2 separate regions of the Homo sapiens genome follow, and region 1 is linked to region 2. The links are chromatin contacts, found by Hi-C or POLR2A ChIA-PET in ENCODE. All regions are on one chromosome and are shown on one strand. The core of a region is the stretch at or near the end of the contact, and the rest is flanking DNA. Distances in the headings are between cores, read along the strand shown.

Evidence for each region. Hi-C counts contacts between places; a loop is a spot of excess contacts on that map. ChIA-PET counts read pairs that join two places held with the same protein, here RNA polymerase II (POLR2A). Pooled maps may share reads with other maps.
Region 1: a pooled map shows a loop between it and region 2 (2.1-fold over the local background). The contact joins two enhancer-like sites. A Hi-C loop is called at or near these places in 3 of 168 maps with a recorded cell type or tissue (heart left ventricle and right cardiac atrium) and 7 of 50 pooled maps. POLR2A ChIA-PET finds 5 or more read pairs at or near these places in 2 of 52 experiments (AG04450 and RWPE1).

The regions. Positions count from the first base shown.
Region 1 is chr2:134,431,319-134,434,018 of GRCh38, reverse strand. The region is part of intron 14 of MGAT5 (alpha-1,6-mannosylglycoprotein 6-beta-N-acetylglucosaminyltransferase); the gene reads right to left. Among named protein-coding and RNA genes, the nearest start is that of MGAT5, 180 kb to the right of the region's middle. RefSeq lists a silencer at 1,487-1,781. Within about 2 kb of position 1,363, at least 5 of the 41 ENCODE cell types and tissues checked have a DNase peak (open chromatin) inside an H3K27ac peak, as active enhancers do.
Region 2 is chr2:134,374,602-134,377,466 of GRCh38, reverse strand. All of the region lies in intron 10 of MGAT5 (alpha-1,6-mannosylglycoprotein 6-beta-N-acetylglucosaminyltransferase), which reads right to left. Among named protein-coding and RNA genes, the nearest start is that of MGAT5, 120 kb to the right of the region's middle. Within about 2 kb of position 1,391, at least 3 of the 41 ENCODE cell types and tissues checked have a DNase peak (open chromatin) inside an H3K27ac peak, as active enhancers do.

The sequences.
Region 1 (2,700 bases), core at 114-2,613, 57 kb before region 2:
CCTCACCCCACCCACTGCAGCCAACTCTTTCACAGAGTTACTAATAAGCCCATGAGAGTTCGGTGCAAGTGGGTTTTGGTGGGAACCCACATTGTCTGGAACCAAGAACACAGGTTCAAATATAAATGTCTGCAGGCAGGATCTAGAGGAAGAAAAACCAGAAATTGGCAAAAAAAAAAAAAAAAGTTGGTAGGACAGGTAGGACCATGAAAATGGGGTTTGGGTCCCGTTCGGTCAGCTATTTGAGGGATAAGGCACATATTGGTTATCTGTGTTACAGCTGAGAAATCCAGGGCCTGGCACAGGAAGTGTTCCATAAATATTGAGTAACTGACTGGATTAGCACACCTCAGGTGCCAGGCTGAAACCGACCATTCTCGGCGTGTGCTTTCCCTTAAAACACAGTGAACTGTGTCCACACACGGCCCCAGAGGTTGTTTCCCAGAAGTGAGTGTGAATTTTTGTTTCCACAAAAGAAACAGTGACGGTGCCTATAAAACTGAGCAGTAGGCAGCAATCTCCATGGATTATCTCTACACATGCAAAATTCCACTGAGCAAAAAACTCACCTTTGAAGAGCCAGAACAGAAATCTACCTTATTCACACACTTCTAGGAGTCTACGCAGGAGAAACGAAAACAGGTCCATACACAGATTGCATGTGAATGTTCACAACAGCACCTACCACATTAGTCAAAACGTGGATATAACCCAAAAGCCTATCAATTGGTGAACGGATAAACAAATTGTGATATTAATCTGTACATACATGGAATACTATTCAGCAATAAAATCAGTTCTGACACATTTAACAACATGGGTGAACCCCCAAAACATCATGCTAAGTGAAAGCCAGAAATCTCCAGAAAAGGCTCATCTAAAAAGGCAGGAAACAGATCAGTGGTTTCCTAGGCCTGGGGTGGGAGCAAGGATTGATTGCTAACAGGGACAAATGAGTTTTTTGGGGTGACGGAAATGCTGCAAAACTAGAGTGTGGTGGTAGTTGTGTAACACTACCAATTTGCTAAAAAAAAAATTGAATTGTGTCCTTATATGCAGTGAACTTTATGGTCTGTAAACTATACCTCAGTGAGCCAGTTTGAAAAACACACCTTGGTTGGTTTCTGGGCTCCTGCGGCAACTCGTAGCGAAGGCTTTGAGAGCACCCACATGGGCCAGGCATTGTTCTTAGTGCTAAACATTATCAAACTACCTTTTCCTTCACCAGCCTGATGGGTAGGTTGCATTATCCCTATTTCTCAGAAGAGGAAAGAGCATAGAGATGTTAGGTAACTTGCCCAAGGTCAGAAACACAGTGACAAGCAGAGCTAAGATGTGAACCCAGGCAGTCAGCTGCTAGGGTTCTGTGCTTAATCATTACCTGCCTAGTCTCTCTGGGTGCAGGAAAGGCTGGGTAAACAAAAGCTATTGATTTCTCAAGAGTAAACATTCCTCAAGCTAGTACCAACCTTCTCCCCTTTTCAATTTCTCCCTCTTTCCTTGCAATCTGTCACCTCTACCATTGCTCCCACCTTTGGACTATCCAGATTCATAACAGGCTTGTCCTTGCATCCAGAACACTCCATAGTGGGCTTATTCTGGGCTCTGATGAACAGACATCCTAGGACCTTCAGCTGATTCCACAGCCATTGTTGGAGTTAACTCTTTTTTTTACCCTCCCTCTCTCCAGAATGCTTCTCAGATGAATCACACAGCTCTTTACAAATTAACATGACTGTGACCATGCTATATATTTACAGTGTCTTTACAGGAAACAGAAAATATAATTCAAGAGCATATGTATGGTTTTAATAAATCAATCTGAAATTGCCATTCCTTCAAAAAAGTCCTGCTATACTCTCTGACCTGAGGCTAATACAAAAGACTTTCCCAAGAAATGCATAATGAAAACCTTAACAAGCCCACACATACTGAGGATAGGGAACAACAGTGCTTGATCTTAGATTACAAAGAAGTTCTCCCTGCTGGAGACAGCGTCTCTTTGAGAAAGCTCATTTAAAAGAGCATGCACTCTGAATCAACATTTTCAGTACAGTAAAGGAAGTGGGGACATTAAGAGAAAAGAGCAAGTGGTTTTCCTAGATCCAGGAGTCTTTCTCATTGGGTGCCTGTACCCAGGGAGGACTGGGTATGAGGTGGGTTTCCTGCTGGCGACTGCTCAACTGCACACTGAAGCCCGGCGTGCCCTCGATTGCTGTCTGTTGGCTCCGTCTGGCTCCCACTGCCTTGGCTGAGCATGACGGACAACCCTGAAAGGTTTCTGGGGTAAAAGCTTCTGTGTTCTCCTTGCAGATCACATGGAGAACTCTGAAGGCAGATATTGGCCTAATTAGGGCTGCAGTGCTCCTACCATTCAAGGGATGGGAAGGGCCTCCTCGGAGCTGCAGGCTTTCTTGTTCATACCAGGAACACCTCCTCTCCATCCTCGCTGCCCTTTGAAGATATTCGTCTAGCTGCAAAAAATAATGAATACTCCAACCTCTAAAACACTGGGGTCTGGAGCTAAAAGAGGTAGCAGACCCAATCTGTGAACCAATGGGGTCTTGGCTTCCTATCTTCCTTCTGGCATCAGAGGAACATTCTGGGTTCAATAGAATCTCTGAGATAAACTCAAAATAGGCCCCCTTTATTGCTCATTTAGGAACATTTGGAGAATGTTTAATAAGAAATGCCCCTAAC
Region 2 (2,865 bases), core at 142-2,641:
CTGGCCTCCTCTGCAGCCAAGAATGGTCATGTGACCTAGGTCAAATAATGGGGGGAAAGAATCAGAGGAAGGGAAGCTTTAGGAGAAGCTTCTATTTCTTGAGAAAAGGCTCCAGCCCCTTCACCTTTCTTTCTGCTTAGACCACAGCTATGAGGCCTGCAGGCCTTGTGACGCTATGGTGGCAAGCCAATGCATGAGGGATGCCAAAGGAGAGACCAAAGTGGCCTGGGTCTTTGCAGACATCCAGTGAAGAAACCAGCCCCATACCCCACACTGTGTTACATGAGAAAAGTTAACTCTTGCTTCATGGTTGTGAGGTATTTTGCTAATTATAGCTGGGCACACTTTTAATTTATCCAAACAGGTTCCCAGACATAGCTGACTAGCTTGTGACAGTTTGCAAAGAATTTTCAAACCTGTCTCTTGTCTGATCCCTGTGTCAACAATGTGAGCTAGGAAGAACAAGTGCTGTGAGACCGTTTTAAGGATAAAAACATGGTTTAGGTAGGTGAAAGGATCTGGGCAGAGCATGGAGATGGTTAGTGGCAGAGTAGGATTTGTCTGGGCCTACTGAGTTACCATCTTGGATGGTGCTGGTAGGAAGACCTACCCTGGCTGCTAAATGAGTACCGTTTTCAGGGGGCCTATCCTTGGATCACGGTCCTACAGAAGCCAGCACACTGTCACAAAATATAAACAAGGCTAATTCAATATTTTGGTCTCTGGCCTCAGCTGAGAAATAAAGATTGGCCTGCTAGTTTCAGCTGCTTCCACTGAGCCACTGCATGAGGATGAGGGATAATTTCTTTCCTCCCCTAGGTCCAACAGCAAGGAAGGCTCTTCCAGACAGGAGGCATGCTGGGGTTAGAGGTCACAGAGGAGGAATGAGTATCTGGTCCAAATAGTGAGGGATCGGTCCATGAAAGTGGTTAAACTTCTGCTTCTCCTTCAAGTTGTTACTTACATTGTCACTGGTTTAAATGATTCATTTGCCAACTCCTTCGAAGTAAACGTTATCATTAAGAATAAGAAAATAAAAAGACACTGTCTTTAGGACAATTTAGGACAAATTGTGTGTATCTCCAGTAAATGATATCCATTTTAAAAACGGTAAAGAAAAGGAGGGAAGAGGAAGGAGGAGAAGTGAGGGAAGGGGAAGAAGGAGAAAAGGAGAAAGGGAAAGAAAGAGAAAGAATGAAAAGGGAGCGTTTGAATTGAGTATTTCAGTGAAGACTCTCTTAGGCAATAGGTTAAAATTCCACATCTCCCAGAGCCTGGTTTCCTCCTGGAAAAACACAGACAGTGCTGCTGCCTTATAGGGTTGTTGGGAAGCTCCTCATTATTCATTGTCGGTGTGCTGGCACCATCTGGAGGCCTGGCCAAACCTTAGCACGCCTTGAGAACCTGGAAGATCACTAACTGGTCTGGATCAACAGGGCTGTACATTGCTCTACTAATTCCTTATGGTGGCAATGTTACTCTCTGGAGTGCCTGGGGACAACCTGCAGGACCCTCTGGGGCAGCCCTGTACTGACTCTCACCTCTGTGGTCATGAAACACCCCCAGCAGCCTGGAAGAAGATGAAAATACTTGGTGAAAGCCAGCACTACTGACTTTCTGGGCCCTCTCCAGTTGACGAGATGTGCTCTGACATAATTAGGGAAGTGAGATGAAATCCCCCCAACCCACATGTGGACAATCACTCCTGCCTTTTCCCTTAAAGCCCATTTGGGCTCAAGAGATATGCTCTACCACCCAATTTTTAACTTCATTTAAAAATTTCCCTCATTTTTCCCTTGACCAAGTCGGTATTTCTGCTCTCCAAGCTCTCTAAAGGCAGACATATCTTTTGAAGTCCTGATACGCAAGTAAGTTCCTAATAATTGGTTCTGGATGACAAGAATCACATGCAGTGAAAACTGAAAACCAACACATTTCATCTTTAGAATAAAGCTTTGTTTCACTTGTTTTGGAACAAAGGCAAACAGTTGTAGCCCATTTCGGTTTCACTACTCTGCATAGTGGATTTCAGGTTTCCACACAGAACCGTACAGAACCTTTCCTTGAAATCAGTACCACACCAACATAAATGTATTTATTTAGGCTTTTGGGATTTGAGAGGATGGGTTGGAGACAGAGGAGGAAATTACCAAGAGAGAATCCATTCCTTGTAGTCCAGTGTGTTGGCTACAATACATGATGTAATTCAAATCCTGACCACCTGAGGAACCTTTACCTCTATCTGCTTCAGTTCTTTCACTCAAAAGTGGGGTTAATAATAGTATTTACTTCATAGTCATTGTGAAGGCCATGCCTGGAACACAGGAAGCACTAAAATGTCAGCCATTATCATCTCCTCAAGGAGCTCAATCTATCAAAAACAGAATCAAGAGGGAGAGAATCAAAGGCTGGCCAGCAGTACAAATTACAACTGAGCAGGGATAACTCCAGCGTTCCCTGGAGCTCTGCTGTCCCTCGAGACTAGAGCAAGAGTCTCGATTTATCCAGTGCAGTGGCACTATCTCAGCTCACTGCAGCCTTGACCTCCCAGACTGAAGCGATCCTCCCACCTCAGCTTCCCGAGTAGCTGGGACCACAGGAGCATATCACCACACCCAGTTAATTTATGTATTTTTAGAAGAGATAGGGTTTCGCCAGGTTGCCCAGGCTGGTCTCAGACTCCTAGGCTCAAGTGATCTGCCCACCTCGGCCTTCCAAAGTACTGGGATTACAGGCATGAGCCACTGTGCCCGGGCTAGTCCTGATTATGTTGACTGCAGATGGACTCGTTCAGTACTGAGGGCTGCACAGCCACCGCTGGATTTTGAGCATATGCTGCATATATGATTTTTATTTAAGTAAAGA